Regions from separate parts of the Mus musculus genome. Here region 2 is linked to region 1. The links are chromatin loops, found by intact Hi-C in ENCODE. Cell type or tissue: heart. All regions are shown on one strand.

The links. A loop is a pair of places that touch in the nucleus more often than their neighbours do. Peaks named below come from ENCODE experiments on the same cell type or tissue, not always from the same donor. Only the 100,000 strongest peaks of a DNase experiment are listed, where the experiment ranks them.
Region 2: a loop joins it to region 1, with 5 times the contacts of the local background. A loop is called at or near these places in 6 of 42 quality-filtered maps.

The regions. Positions count from the first base shown.
Region 1 is chr6:142,340,923-142,348,922 of GRCm38, reverse strand. Pyroxd1 (pyridine nucleotide-disulphide oxidoreductase domain 1) reads right to left here and starts at 3,226. Exons shown (of 12, transcript NM_183165.3): 1 at 3,116-3,226; 2 at 1,285-1,365; 3 at 281-400. The coding sequence starts at 3,190. In heart, a CTCF peak has its summit at 5,160 (motif pointing right); a DNase peak (open chromatin) is centred at 3,192; H3K4me3 peaks cover 1,309 bases; H3K27ac peaks cover 882 bases.
Region 2 is chr6:142,751,739-142,759,738 of GRCm38, reverse strand. Cmas (cytidine monophospho-N-acetylneuraminic acid synthetase) reads right to left here and starts at 3,053. Exons shown (of 8, transcript NM_009908.2): 1 at 2,713-3,053. The coding sequence starts at 2,966. LOC115490443 (a long non-coding RNA gene) reads right to left here and starts at 2,431. Exons shown (of 2, transcript XR_003956544.1): 1 at 1,129-2,431; 2 at 1-872. In heart, no CTCF peak of the experiment used is centred here; DNase peaks (open chromatin) are centred at 3,018 and 7,058; H3K4me3 peaks cover 2,057 bases; H3K27ac peaks cover 1,992 bases; H3K27me3 peaks cover 1,213 bases.

The DNA of each region.
Region 1 (8,000 bases):
ACAATTCATAGGACCAAGTACCCAGTGTTATTTCCGCTGTATGTCAGTGCCTTGTGTTGGATCATGGGTATTCTACAAACACCACCAGAATCTGAAGCATGTAAACGGAAGCACAGAGCTCATCCCAGCAGGTGACTTATCTAATAACGGGACTCATGCCTCTAGCCTACAGAGTTTAGGGGCTTAGATAATAGTGGAGACAGAAGTATGCTTAGGAGAAAAGAAGCAAACCCCGGGATTTAACAGTGCAAACATATCATTTAACAGGAAGAAGTCTTACATGGTCTTCACTTTTCAACTGCTTTACTCCAGATTCGATGACCTTAATGTTGGGAAAGCGACTTTCCAGCATAGTACCTGGCTGTTCTTCAACATCAAATTCTTCCAGTACTTTAGAAACCTTTATGAGATCAAACAGACTTTTCAGTGCACATGTTAAGGAGTTATTCCTTTGTCTTATACAGTACTGCTTCATACTCACAAACAAGGCTAGCCCACTGCAGTGCTGCGGTTTGATCTCTTATATCTCCCAAAGACCCACAAGTTAAAGGTCTGGCGGTCTCTGGGTGGTGGAGCCTAAGGCAGGGACATTAGGCTCCTTGTGGAGCAAGACTACAACTCAGTCCTTCAGCTGACGAGCAGTGGGCAGCTTTGTTCTAGCACACACTGGCTGCCATGCTCCACCTTCTTGCAGGAGAGAACACTGAGCCACCTAATCATGGACTGACCGACCCCCTTCCTCCTCTTTCATCCCGTCCCTTGAGGTTGACACTCTCTGGCACGTTGCCATGTTGACAGAAAGTGGATTACCACATGCGTTATACAGTGGAGTGAGAACTGGGCTCTGCTGCCATGTCTTCAACCACAAACAATCCTTCAGACCCCTACAGATCAAACTCCCTAGTTTGTGTAAACCATTACACAGAACTCTGCAGATCAGTAATTAACCTTGGCTGCTCTTCAAACACTGCATGGGAATCTGACTGTATGGCTTTTGCAACATGCCTATTTTCAGGAGCTTTTTACATTGTTTTTTTTTTTTTTTTGAGTTACCAAGGAACCTAGAGGCCTATATGAATACACACAATGAGATTTGTCTTATTAAGAGATAAAAGTTAAAATCTCAGAATTTTCTAGTTCAGTTAAAAGTAACTATCTAATATACATTGAACAATTGAACATGTAGACTTTTAATGGAAAAAAAGCTTCAGACTTCTCAAGACAGAACAAATTCAACACACAGTTCAAAGGGAACTGTGTCACATCTTCCGCCGAGCCTCTCACCTGTCTGAAGTTTGTAACGGCTTTGATAACAGGAGAGGCTGTGACTAGGAGAATGTCTTCCTCTGGGAAACTGACAGCCAGCTGAGTTTTAAGGAGAAAGGACAGGAGAGAGAACATCAGGCATTACTGAGTAAATGATGCTGTCATGGTGCTATGGCACTGTAAGTAATAAACCGTCAGTGTCTCACATGTAAAATCGTGTTATTCTGAGTGTTAGCCACAGTGCCACAGCACTGGTGATGGTAAACCCTTACAGTGATAAGATGAACAGTACAGTCACGATAAAGGAGAACAAAGACCTAAAACCACTACAGCAGTATCTTTGGCCGACTTATTCCATATACCAGTTTAAAGCTATACAGCCAATTACAGACTGCTTACTTACTTCCATTCATTTTAAAGTAGTGTTTTTACTTGCCTTCGCTGAGGATAAAATTAAAGCAAGGCTGCGATATGAGACAGAATCTCAGCATCACTCTTCCCATGGCCCTCACACTCCCTCTCTGACTAGTACATACTCAGGGAAGACAGAGCCATTTGAACCTTAGCTTAACAAAACACAAAGACTTAACATGCAGCAGTTTCACGATTTCTACCTTTTCCCTACACTCCGGAGGGGGGTGGTCGTTTGCTCATCTTGGATTCTGTTCCACTGCCTGTCCCATGTCCCTGCTCATGTCCCACGAAGCTCAGCACCCTCAACCCCACGCCCTCAGGCCATACAACAGTCCTGTGACTCAACCTATTTGAATGTCCTATATCTGACCACTCTCTGCCTTTGTTTCCTCTTCATATTCTGTAATCTATCTTGTACATTTCTTGTTGGATCAAGTTCTCAAAACTTAATACTCCTGAGAACTATCTACAGGTTAGCTTCCTGCTTCACACAGCTGTCGACCATTTGCCCTTAACACACACACTGTAGCTAATCAAATTTACAAAGCTTTCACCCCTAACTCGAAACCATCTATTTGCAGACTTTCATTAAACACAGCAAGTCGTATCAACCTATGTGGTCTGAACTCTGGCAGTCTTCCTTGCTTCTGTCTCTTATCAGCTTCTCTGCTTGCAATTTAAGTCATGCTTTCTTCCCATGAAGGCTACACTGTGGAGTATGTTTTTCTTCTCTATTTGGTAATCTTTACACATTAAGAGAAGTTAATTACCCCTTACCTTAATTCACTCCTACCAGTAACTCCTAAGATTAAGGTAACACAGTGATGACGTGACTTGGAATATGAACTCTTTGATGGATAAACAGGAGCTGCACCACCCAAGTTTAACAACTCAAAAAACACTTCCTGCTACTATTTCTGGTGACTTCAGCGGTTGGTGATCGCAACAAAATAGTTCTTTTCTGTAATACGCACATGTAAACACATCTGATTCATTTGTTTATCATGATTAGAATTTCCTCATCTGTAGTCCTTTGCCCCAAACTTCTGCTAGACATGAAATTTTATCTTTGGAGTTCAAGGTAACGTTGAAATTATTTATTAACGTCGTGGCACTTATCAAGAAACTAAATTTCATGTGTGAAGGAAATCTGAAAAGTGGGAGAATTTTCTGTCCAAACGCCAAGGTCTCCTGCCCACTGGCACACTATTCCACCCGGAGTCTGGTTCGATTTTGGATTCCTAGCTAATTAGGCACTGTCTACTCCTGGCCCCAAACGCTACAACGGGGCTCTGCGCAGCCTCCCCACCAGCGGCGCCGCCGAGTGGGCGTGGGGAAAAGCCGGAAGAGCGACCCGCGAAGCGGTGCCGCCCGCCGCAATCTCCCGTAACCACGACAACAGGGTCCAGAAGGGGCGGAGCACGCGCCCACGAACCTGCTCGGCACACGTGACGCCAGCGATGCCACCTCCTACCACCACGAATGTCCCTGCCGGTCGCGGGGCCTCCATAGTTCCCCGGGGGCTGGCGGCAGACTGAACACTGGTGAAAGTTCCAGCTATTTTCTACCCGGAAGAGACGCTGCCCACAAATCACTTCCGGCGCTCGGGCCATTGACATTGGACTACGGGTGCCCGGAAGCTCACACTTAGTCCGTATGAGTATTTCCCACGTGTTTTGCGTTTGAAAATCTGGAGGCAGACTTTCCGGCTGTTACCACGCCCACATCTTGAACTCTGGTTGCCCCTGCCTTAGGGGACTTTCATGCGAGCCTCTTCTTATTCTGTAGGGGAAGAACTCGAATCCTCTGGAATAGTCTCGATTGCTGCCCTTCACATAGCAATGGGATATTGTGAAAACTCATTCTTTTTGTTTTTGTTTTTGTTTTTTGCGAGACAGGGTTTCTCTGTATAGCCCTGGCTGTCCTGGAACTCACTTTGTAGACCAGGCTGGCCTCGAACTCAGAAATCCGCCTGCCTCTGCCTCCCGAGTCCTGGGATTAAAGGCGTGCGCCACCATGCCCGGCCTTTGAAAACTCATTCTTTATGACATCTTTATGACAATCAAATACTGTTGAATAGTTGAAGAAGTTAGCCTCTAACTTCCAATTCTGAGCTCAGTAAAAATGTACAGGTGCAAAAACATAGCATTTCTTAACAGTTATAGTTTCCTAGTGTTCATTTGCCTGAGGAATGGCGTTCAGAAATGGCTGAGTTGTTTTCACCTCTTTCCTCTGCAGTATCCTCTCTTACCTTGCTGTTAATCTTTGTGCCCTTGTGGATTGTCTCGCTTGGCGGTTTGATTTTAATATTAAGGCCTTTTTTAATCGTCTCTGTCTAACACTGGTATTTATTGATGCCTCTTTAATTCTTTAAACTCTGAGGATGGCCAATCTGGGTAACAGGGACTCTATATCTCATTATAGATATACACTGCTTCATCGTTTTACAGGAGACCATTTGCTCCTCAGCTTTGAATGACACCGCTGCTTTCTTTCTTTTCTTAGCACACACAACGTCAGCTTTTTGCAACTCCTTTCCCTCAATAAGCTGCCGCTCCTCATCAATAACTTTAATAACTGTAAAATGGAGAAAGGAGTTGCCTCTATGTAGCCCAAAAACATCTTATGAGTTTAAACCTACCCTGCTTTACTTCATCCCAACTACACCAAAGTCGTAAGCTCCTTGACACGACCCCAGCTACTATTTCTGGTGACTTCAGTGGTTGGTGATCTCAGTAAAATAGTTCTATTTGTAATACCCACATGTAAACACACCTGATTCATTTGTTTATCATAGTTAGAACTTCTGTTGGACATGTTACTCATCAACATAAATAGAAATATTAACTAATATTCAAACTGTATCCATTCACCATTTGCTGTTTTACTTTAGAACATAAAAAAAAAACAATAACAAAACAGTGAAGGGATGGTCAAGAATAAAAAGAATAAGTAGGCCTTTTGGACTTTAAAGCGAAACAGCAAAAAAGTATTTTAAATATATGACATATTTAAATGACACATATATATCATCTATCTATCACCTACCTAGTATCTTAAATATATATATATATATATATATATATATATATATTTATATATATATATGATCTTCATAGGCACCGCACACACATGACACACAGGCATGCATTCAGGCAAAACACTCATATGCAAAATATAAAAACAGTCTTTGTAAAAATAAAAGCATACTTGTAGCTGGGCAGTGGTGGCACACGCCTTTAATCCTAGCACTTGGGATAAAGAGGCAGGCAGATTTCTGAGTTCAAGGCCAGGCTGGTCTACAGACAGGTCTTCCAGGACAGCCAGGGCTACACAGAGAAATCGTTTCGAAAAACCAAAAAAAAAAGTATATTGGTATGCTGCTAAAGAAAATCCCTCAATTTGTATTATCTTATGTGTATGGATGTTTTGCATATATATAAAATTATTAATATCATGTGCATGCAGTACCAGCAGAGGCCAGAAGAGGGCATTTGCTTGCCTGAAATTGGAGATGATTCTGAGCTGCCATGTGGGTTCTGGATGCTCTGGAAGAACAGCTAGTGTTCCAAACCTACTGAGCTATCTCTCCAGATCTTTGTTAGTTTTCTTAAGAAGTACACATGCTCAGTTGTTTAATACATACCCCTAAAAATGAATAAATATTAAAAAATAAAAGTATTTTAGTTAGAAAAATATGTGTTGAGAGGAATAAATGAGAACAAAACATATAATAACATGTAATAATATACCATTTTTTGTATTATTTTTATGCTAACCAAAAATTAATAAAATCTATAAATCTATAAAAAACAAAATAGAAAGTATGATATAGGCGACCAATATTGGGTTGGTAAATTTTAACATAAAAATGCATCCAAGAATATAGATGTATATGTGTGCATAGGCTGTCTCTGATTCCATTGCCTTGCATTGGATCCCCTTCCCCTACCTGGACTGCCTGAATGGGCCTCAGTGGGAGAGGAGGTGCTTAGTGGTACCCAGGGGAAGCGTACCCCTCCCTAAGGAGAAGGTGGTTGGGTAACTGGGGTGGGGAGACTTGTAAGGGCAGCACTGGGAAGAGAGGAGGGAAGGGGCTGTAACTGGGATGTAAGGTGAATCAAAAAATAAATTATGGACAGAAAAAAAAAGAGAAGGCAATGCCTTCCTAAGATTGGGCTGTAGCTAAGCCTGTAGGGCATTTTCTTAGTTGGTGTTCCATGCCTTCCACCCCTTGTAGATGTTGCTATTCTCTGGCTGACAGTGCTGGGTTTTGTAAGAAAGCAGGCTGAGTAAGCCATGAAGAGCAAGCCAGTAAGCAGCACCCCTCCATGACCTCTGCATCAGCTCCTGCCTCCACATTCCTGCCCTACTTGAGTTTTTGTCCTGACTTCTTTAGCTGATCAAGACAATTCTCCAAGCAGTTCTTTCTTGCTATTCTAAAAAATTATCTGGATAGCTCATCTCTTGCAGATCACAAGCCCAGTCTTTTATTTTACACAACAATCCAGTCATTTACACCAGGTCCCCCTTTGATTGTCCTATGAATCAGCCTCTCATGACCCCAGCCCTTTGATTCTTAGGGGACAGCAAGAACACATACTTTTTTTTTTTTTTAACATTGCAAAGGAATTCTGCCCACCTCTTATAAGCACAGACAATAGACTGGTTAGGTGGGAACCCACCCTGAAATTACTATTTCTACCACACCTAGACCTAACATTGCCATGTCCCCAGCCCTAAACTCAGGAAACTGCCTGCCCTTGTAAGCATAAACAAAATCTTAGGTGGGTGGGATCTCCTGCTATCACCACTCCCTAAATCTTTTCATATTCTTCCTTAATATCTTTCTGACAAGGTGGCTGACAGCAAAACTGCTTTTGTTCCTTTAGATTTGTGAATCCCCCAATATAATTCATATTGCACCCTTACATTTTACATAGTTGAGAAAAAAAATATATATATAGATTTGAATATATATTTGAACTCATGCTGTCCTGAAGGTTCTAGCAGTCTATCATTTTGCTGAGGCATTAGTCACACTTTCGCCTCTAGACTCAGGCCACCTCTGATTATCTCAGAGTCATTAATGCTGACAGGGAGGACATACCTTGAAGGATGAATGCGAAAATATGTACATTATTATACAAAGAAGCCATGGACACTCGTGGATGCCTATGCCTTGTTGGCCCCGTTCCATAGCCAGCAACCATGTCATTCCACCCTTACCAACGCCATGCTGGACTTGTCAGACAACTTCTAAGTTTCTACTACTAAACTCATCTTAGGTGTAGGGCATGGAGGCTAATCCCCCAGCCTCCACCGACTAAGTGCTGGGATTATAGGTATTCTTAAAATTTGTAATTCTTAAAAACTTAATAACTTTTATTTATATGTATGCATGCCCATATGTGCAGCATGTGTGTGCAGTGCTTGCGGAAGCCACAGGAGGATGTCATGTCCCCTGGAGCTTGTTGTGAGTCACCTGATGTGGGTGGTGGGAACCAAATCTCTGTTCTCATTGCTGTGCCGTCTCTCAGCCCCATGGGTCAGTTTTGCAACTGCTTATTTCAGATGGAAAACATGTCTTCTGGAGAGAAACATCATTTAATGACAAAAAGGTGAATCACATTTCATTTTATCTTCTTTCTCTTTTTCCTTCTTTTTTTTGTATATGTCTAAATGTATGTATGTATGCACATATGTGCTCATGAATTTTTCTGGGATTTACTGTTGGTCTGATTTGTATAGGTCAGCAATGTTTATTTGGTTTTTTTGATTGTTTGTTTTAAATAAAGGCCAAGAGATTATTGTGTGTTATGTAGTCCGCTCTGGTGAGTCATTGCTGATTGTGTCACGGAAATGTGAGGACAGTCACGGGTGGGAAGTAAATGGATTAGGGCAGCTATGCTCCAGTACAGCCATTTGTAGATGCTGAAATATGAATTTTATAACTCATGCTTGTAGTCTCAGCCTGAGGAAAGGTGAGGTAGGAATCTTAGGCCTCAAGATAGAGGAATGAATTCTTCAGTTCTAGGGCAAGACCCATCTCAAAACCCAAATAGATTAGCATTTTAATTTCTTTCTTTTTCTCCTTTCTTCCTTTTTTTGTTTTTTGTTTTTGTTTTGTTTTGTTTTGTTTTTTTTGTTTTTTTTTTTGAGACAGGGTTTCTCTGTATAGCCCTGGCTGTCCTGGAACTCTGTAGACCAGGCTGGCCACAAACTCAGAAATCTGCCTGCCTCTGCCTCCCAAGTGCTAGGATTAAAGGCATGCTCCACCACTACTCGGCTCTTTTCTCTTTTCTTCTTCTTCCTCCTCC
Region 2 (8,000 bases), 410 kb before region 1:
ATCATGGAGGAGAGAGTTTTTATGACTGAAACTTCCTAAGTTCACTCTGTAAGAGAGGGCTTAGGGGTCTCTGAGCCCATCATGATTTCCCAGGAACAGTCTGTTCAACCGGAGGCACTGCAACTTCTCAGGTGGGAATGCCATGAGAGCGAGACCGAATCAACAATATGGTCTTAAGTGGACAAAGACTATGGTCACATATGCAGAGGCAGATGGATCTCCTAACACTCTGCTTGACATCAGAAAGGGACAACCCATCCTGAGACAAGAAACTGCAGATTCTCCTGACAGAGCACACCATCTTGTGTACTTATAGTAACAAATCTCATCTGATACCACACACGTGTTCTACATGTTGCTCAGCTGTGGTAGTTGTGGTGATAGTGCATCAAACAACCTAAGGAAAGACTTCTTTTGAGTCACTTTCTGACATCTTTCTATTACTTGCTTAGCGTGAACATTGTGGCCTGTGATGGGGCAGAGTATCATGGTGGAGGGAACACAGTGCAGCAGAGATGTCTACCTCATGGCAGCCAGGAAGTGCAGAGATGAGCTTGGACATCACAGCATGTGGCATGGACTAACAAGTGTGTTTTTCACTGTTTAACCACACTCCCCAAAGAACTAACCAGTAGGGCAGCCTTGTCTGTGACGGGTAAGGGGAACTGTCAGGAAGACAGCTATCTGTCACATCACCTCCAATCAGTCACTTTTCTTCAGGTTTACAAGGGTCAGGAATGCCTGCTGACACCTGGATGTCACACCATCAAGAGAGTAGACAACCAAGAAAACAGATGACCATCTTGTGTCCATGTGACTAGGGCTAAAAGTTGACTCCTCAGAAATCCCGCATGTTCTGCACAGCATCACCTCTGAAGAGATGGAACAGGGGTGTCACCTTTGATTCGAGGCTTGTGCCCAACAAGCCTTACTCTTCCTATCAGTGTCCATGGCTCCAGAGGGGGCATGGGGCTGCGCCTGTCAATGGTTCTACATAGCTGGCTCCTGCTGCTGCTCTAACCCTTGGCTCAAGACAGCAATACCCAGTCCCATAGTAATAGACAGCACGTGCTGAATAAAAGATTCATCTTTTGTTCTTAAGCCTAATTACGGGACATAAAGACTTACCTGTGCATATGTGGTGGGCGTTTGTGTGACTACATGCATGAGTGCCTTGGTACATGTGTGGAGGTCAGAGAGCAACCTCAGGCACTGGTCCTCACATGTCACCTTGTTTGTGACAGGGTCTCTCTTTCGTTGTTCACTGGGTACACCAAGCTGACTGTCCCCTGAGTTTCCAGATTCTCCTGTCCTGCTGTAATTGCAGATGCACTAGACTCTCACTTGGATTTTATGTGGGCTCAGGGAATGAGATCTTAGTTCCTCAGACTTACATGGCAAGCATTCTGTCCAGAGCCATCGCCTCTATCAATTACCCTCCCACTCCCCTTAAAAGATTGTATAGTGTGAATATGTCCACGTGAGACCAAGGGCCTGTGGAGACCAGAAAAGGATATCCAATCTCCTGGTGCGGAGTTTCAGGCAGTTGTGAGCTATCCAACAATGGTGCTGAGAGCTGAACTTGGGTCCTTTGGAAAACCAGTACGTGCTCTCAAGCGCCGGGCCATTTCTCCAGTTCTACCAGTACCCTTTCTGAATCCACTCTGAAAGTCATTTCCTGACATGGGACCTGAGAGTCATGAACAATAATTTTGTTCTCAATCTATGGTCAGTATGACTTCAAACTCTTTTCCCTTCATAGATGTTACTTTGTCCCTGTGGCCTATACATAATTAACTTCTCACTCCTTTGCAGTCTGCATTCTGAGAGGTTTAAAAACACAAAACCAAACAAAAACCAATCGAGAGCTCCGTAAGGGATAGAACTGTGCACGGACCGTCTTGCTATCTCCTTGCGTGTGTATGGAAAAAAGTGGGGCTCAAGAAATGTTTACTGAGCTGAACCAAATTCACGATACTCCCCTATCTCTCCTCAGCACACTTCCTATTACGTGTTATTTTCAGAAGCCAGCTGTTTCTTTAGCTCCACCCAGAGCTTCCTTTGAGTCAAAACACAAAGAAAACTCATACATTTATATCTTTTGCTATCCCATCTTTAAACAATGTCAGTTGGGTGAAAAAAAAAATCTGCCTTCATAATATGGGGAAATCAATAGCCTTCTGAATCAATCATCTTAAAAGCCAAATCATCAAAAGGTAGCAATAAATTCAAGCAGAATTTGGATGCAGCTAGCACGGGCATTTAAATTCCTTGTTGGCAAAGGATTTTTATCTCCCTCCTTTGATGAATGGCATCAACTTGTAACTCCTGATCAATCCGGTGGAGGCCGAGAGGATGCAGAGATAAAAACTGCCTTTAGTGAGGCCAAAGTTCAAGAGGTAGGCTAAACCCATTCACACCCATAAAACAGTCATACCTCGTACACACGTAGGGACCATTTCCTCTTTGTGCTGACTCACAGCCTCACAGCCAGAGAATATTTTTTTCTCAAAGGTGAGGGAAGACTCTCTAAGCTGGGGAGCCCCAACTCGACTCCATTCATGCACCTGCTGCCTCCCGGGCCTTGCAGCACCCGGCAGTCTGCGCAGCCCAGAGGTGACAGGCGCCCATCAAGCAGGGGCGACCCAGGGTCAGGCCTGGGGACCCCGACCCCCGACCCCCGACCCGGGCCCGGCTCCCGCACATGCGCACCTCTGGAAGACCCCCGCATCCAGGGCGGCGCGCAGGACCCAGCCAATGAGCGGAACCCCCGCCAGGCGCTTGATGTTCTTCAGTGGGATGCCTTTGCTGCCGCCGCGGGCCAGCACCAGCGCTGCCAGGTGCGGCGGCTTCTCTAGGCCGCGCCCCGCGCCCCGGCTGCGCTGCAGCTTCGGGGGCCGGCCCCGGGACGGCCGTCCACGCGGGGCGGGCCCCGACGTGGCGGCCCCCTTCTCCAGCGCGTCCATCTTCCTCCCACGCCGCCGCTCCAACGTCTCCACATCCGGGAGCTCGGCCCCGCCGACTCCACTCGGTACCGCCCGCCTGCTGTGGCAGCTGTAGGCCACGCCCACGGCTCCGCCAGCCCCGGGGCACGCTGGGAGTTGTAGTTCCCCGCGCCGTCACCCTGCAGTGGGGCCGGCCAGGTGAGCTCAGAGGAGCCTCTAGTTGAATGGCGCTTTGTGCAGTGTTCAATAATGTCTGGAGATTTCTAAAATAAATGAGAATTAGTCCTCCTCCACTCATCTCCTCCTCTCCAGCCTCTTTCCGTTTTCCCATTTCTTCCTCCCCTTACACCTTCCTCCATTTCTTCCTTCTTCCCTTTTTTTTCCCTCTCCAACCACTCCCCATCAACATACTAGGTAACTTCAGGTCATGAGAAGCTGAGTCGGGTTTACTGGGCAACAGCCCCTAGCCATAAAGAATTGCTTAGTCCCAGCCTAATTGTTTCACAAACAATATTTTGGGCTCTCAAACAGTATGAGAGAGAGAGAGAGAGAGAGGGAGAGAGAGAGAGAGAGGCAGACAGAGAGAGAGGCAGAGAGAGGCAGACAGAAAGAGAGACAGAGACAGAGAGAGAGACAGAGAGAGAGAGAGAGACAGAGAGAGAGAGAGACAGAGAGAGACACACAGAGAGAGAGAGAGAGAGAGAGAGAGAGAGAGAGAGAGAGAGAGAGAGAGAGAGAATGTCTGTAAATGGGCTCAACCTGCAACAGCAGAAAGCTTGGGGCCCCTCGCTGTTGCAATAAATCAGTCTCAACCTGTGGGGATCAAGGTCTATCTTCTCTACCTCACTTTTCTTACAGTTATCATCATCCTCTTTTCTTACAGTTATCATCATCCTCTGCTTTGCTCTCTGACTGGAGCTAGCCTTGAACTCACTATATAGTTCAGATTAGCCAGGAACTCATGACATAGCTCAGGGTGGCCTGGAACTTGAGGCAATCTGGCTGAGCTGCCACTCCCAAGGAATGAATGAATGAATGAACTGAAGACCCTCCCCACTTGGAAACTTCTTAGTCCATACTATAGCATGGATCTATTTTATGATTTAATGCTTTTATATTAAACATCAATCTTCCTATGCTCCTGATTCATCTCCCTCTCCAAGAAATTGCCCCATTTTAATGTCCTACAGGTGCCTCGAACTCAACATTTTAAGCCATCGTCCCCCTCCCATGGGCTTGGCATTCCCTGCTAATTCAGCCAACAGTGTTACCTTCTGCTGGTGTGTCAGCTTTATTAATCCCTTCCAGTGTAGTGCACACCTGTTCCCTTCTAAAAAAAAAAAAAAACTTTTAAAAAGTTGTCTGATAAAATATATTCCTTTGAGAACCCACTGCCTCTCCCCAGGTGCGGGTGGGGTGTAAACACACATTCTTTTCATAGTAACAGTGTGTGACAATCTTGGCCCTTGAAATGTCCTATCTTCCTGAACACAGCTACAAGTCTTTCCAGACTCCTGTGAGAACAAAAGATCCTTCTCTTGTTGAGTTTTTGGATGTTAAAAGACTGTGTAAGTCTGAAGCCTGGGAGTAAAGGGGTGGAGAGATTTGGTATTCTGGAAGAGCCAGGGGGTCTACACTCACTCTGAAGAAAGCCAACCCAAGATATACAGAGAGGAGAGACACTGTCCCCTTTCAACCAAGAAGGGAGCTAATATTGACAGTACTGGACACTTTCACCAAGTCCTTTCTAAAGTGGATCCAAGTTGGATTCTACTGTTCTTTGCCTATCAGCCTTAGAGACACAAAGTCTGGAACAGCACTGGGTGGAAACATTGTTGTCATACGGAGCTAATTCAAACTCAAAGCCTGAAGGAGAAGGAGGCTCTTTGTTGATTTAGCCTTGAGCTGAAGACAGCTGCTGGTCCCATTTCCCACAGTGCCAAGTCAGCAGGAGCTACCCTTGTTCCTTTGTCCCCATGTCAGGGACGGGAGGCTGGGAAGAGAGATGCGCTATTTACAAGAAGATCACACTGTTGTTTGTGTCCATGCTCACTAGCTGGGCTCTGGCTGATCCTAGCCACAGAGCTGGGCGCTACTGTTCTTTTTAAGTGTGTAGGAGTCTGTGATCTAGGAGGAAGCCAGAAATAACAGAATGCCCCAGATAGCACTCTGTCCATTTCTCGAACTGCCACAATCTTATTGTGTGGGCAGAGCACAGAGATCATTGCATGGGACAGAAAGATCCTGCGAGTGGAACAGAGTGTCTCAGTGATCTATGGTTTTTAAGTGACCTTGGGAAAATTACTTTTCCTCTTGGAACCTAAATTCTATGGTAATAATGATGATCACTTACAAAGGTTGTTCTGAGGACTGTGGCAATACATAAACATGCTCAGTACAGTGCATAGAATATAAAAAATGTTCAGTATAGCTAATTGAATATAGTCATAGCTCCAAAGGAGAGCTTTAAAATAACTGTGGGTTAGCAAAAGAGGGCTAGATTACAAGCAGGCACAAAAGGTAGTATTTTACACAAGGTAACATATTTTTTGACAGCATAATACTTCGAGAGGCTCTCCAGTAAAGATAAAGTGTATGGGTCAAGCAAGCTGTGCCAAAACATTTTAGGATATTTGTTGTGTAACCTGTACTGTAAGGTTTCATATCTGGAAGTAAATTATAAACCACCTTGGGTCTCCATTTATCCAACCATCATATCTGTTGTGTTTTATAAAAAGATAAGAGAGAAGGAATTGTTTGGTAGAGTGGTAGAGTGTAGTAAGGTGTGGAGGCACGGGGTGCCTCTGTGGGGCCCAGGCGGAGGCATCCCTTCTCCCTCTGAGGGACCAGCCACAGGCCAGTACAGTATAGAATAGAATTTATTCAGGGGAGGGGTGGGGAGATGGAGACGGAGCCGGAGACAGAGGCGGAGAGCGGAGGAAGAGGACGGGGAGGAGAGCTTTAAAATAACTGTGGGTTAGCAAAAGAGGGAGCTAATGTTGACAGTACTGGACACTTTCACCAGGAGGAGGAGGAGGAAGAAGAAGAGGAGGGGAGGAGGAGAAGGAGGAGGAGAAGAGGCTGACTATGAGCATGTGGAGGGGGAGGAGGAATGGAGAAAGAGGAGGAGCAGAAAAAGAGGAGAGAGCAGCGAGAGGGCAAGAGAGAGAGGAGTGGGCAAATAGCCCCTTTTATAGTGAGTCAGGCACACCTAGCTGTTGCCAGGTAACTGTGGGGCGGAGCCTAGATGAAATGCCAACAATATCATCTTTATTCTCACCCTCCATACACTGATATTTCTTCTTAATTACATTTGCTAATGCTAGAAGGACATCTGTGTTCCCAATGACTGACAGAAATCTTGGAACACAACCCTTTTGTTGCACCTGTATCCTCACTCATTGGTAAAGGACAAGCATTTATTAAAAACAGTAATGACCACAGGACTCTCCTAGGTATGGTAGAGGAGAGCTTTTACTGTAGAAATGATGCAGAGCATAGCCAGAGGCATCTGGAAGGGTCCAGACTGACCCAGGAGGGTGAGGTGAGAGGAGAGAGGAGCAGAGAGACTGCCTGGGAACCCAGAGACCAAGAGTCCAAGAGGTTAAAAAAGGACCAGTAGCCAAAATTGCTGAATTTATATAGGAATTCGAGAAGCTGGGGGGTGAGAAGGTGGGAGGTGGGGGAAGGTAAGCTCAGCCCCTGGGCTGGAGAGTTTAGGGTAGGGGGTGGAGTATGCCAGTCAGGAGGAGTCCTAACAAGTACTGAAAGCGTCTGGGAGAACCTGGTGGCCAGGTCCTCTTTGATATGTTAAAAAGGCACCCCAGCTAGCCTTTTGTCCTGAGTTTGAGACATAATAAAATGGGTCTGAAGCATATTAGGAAGCCTAGAAAATAAGGAAACTGGAGAATTTTACTCAGCCCTGTTAATGCCCCATGAAAATAAAATATATTTAATAAATAGATTGTAGCAGGATCCCATGTTGAAAATGCAGGTCGTAATTAGAAGCTACTCAGGCCCGGGTTGTCCTTCACACGGGGCAGCAGGTTCTGTTTTCTAAGGGCATGTGCTATTTGCAGATTCCGGTTTTTGTTACATTCTGGTATCTGCGGTCTGGGTGGGGCTCCCCTCCTGTTACATTCAGGCTAAGACGTTGCCAGATGCCTCCGAAGCTGAAAAGGAAAAGGAAAGTGTTTTGCCCTTCATCTCTAGACTGGAAGTCACTGCCAACTTTGTTTTTAGTGCCATTATGAAACCAGTTTTGGGTACAGAGGTCTGTGACTTTTCAGGTCGATGGCAAACAGTTTCAAAGGCTGGGCGAATAGTTCAGTAGGTAAAATGCTTGCCCGTAAGCATGATGACCAGAGTTTGATCCCCAGCACCCTTTAAAACAACAACAACAACAACAACAACAACCAGCCCAGTAAATGCCGGGCAAGCCTGTACGCTGGGAAAGTAGAGACAGAAGATGCAACGGTTTGCTGGTCAGCCAGTCCTGTGCTCCAGGTTCAAGAAAGAAACAGTGTCTCGAAAAATAAGATGAAGAGGAAGTGAGGAAGACACTTGATATTGACCTCTGACCTCCAAATGCACATATGAACACACACACTGATGCTTTGTAACACGAGGTACGACGCCGTGGGAAGGGGTGTCTTAGTGCCGCCCCCCCCCCCATCTTAGCCCAATGATGGGTCCAGTATAAAAGGAAGCTTATCTGGGACATGGGAAGGAGGTCTGGCGAAGGGAGAAGAGGCAGAGAAAGCAAGGGGACAGAGAAGGACAGAAGGCAATGGTTTGCAATCTGTGGGTGCCGATCCCTGTGGAGGTTTAATGATCCTTTCACAGGGGTCGTCTAAGAACAACAGAAAACACACACGTTACCATTGTGATTCATAACAGCAGCAGCATTACAGTTATGAAGTAGCAATAAAGCCAATTTTATGGTTGGGGGTCACAACAACATGAAGAACTGTATTAAAGCCTCAGCCTTAGGATGGTTGAGAATCACTGCCATGGGGTCTAGTGGTCTTGTAAGACGCTGGAGAGCTTTAGCTT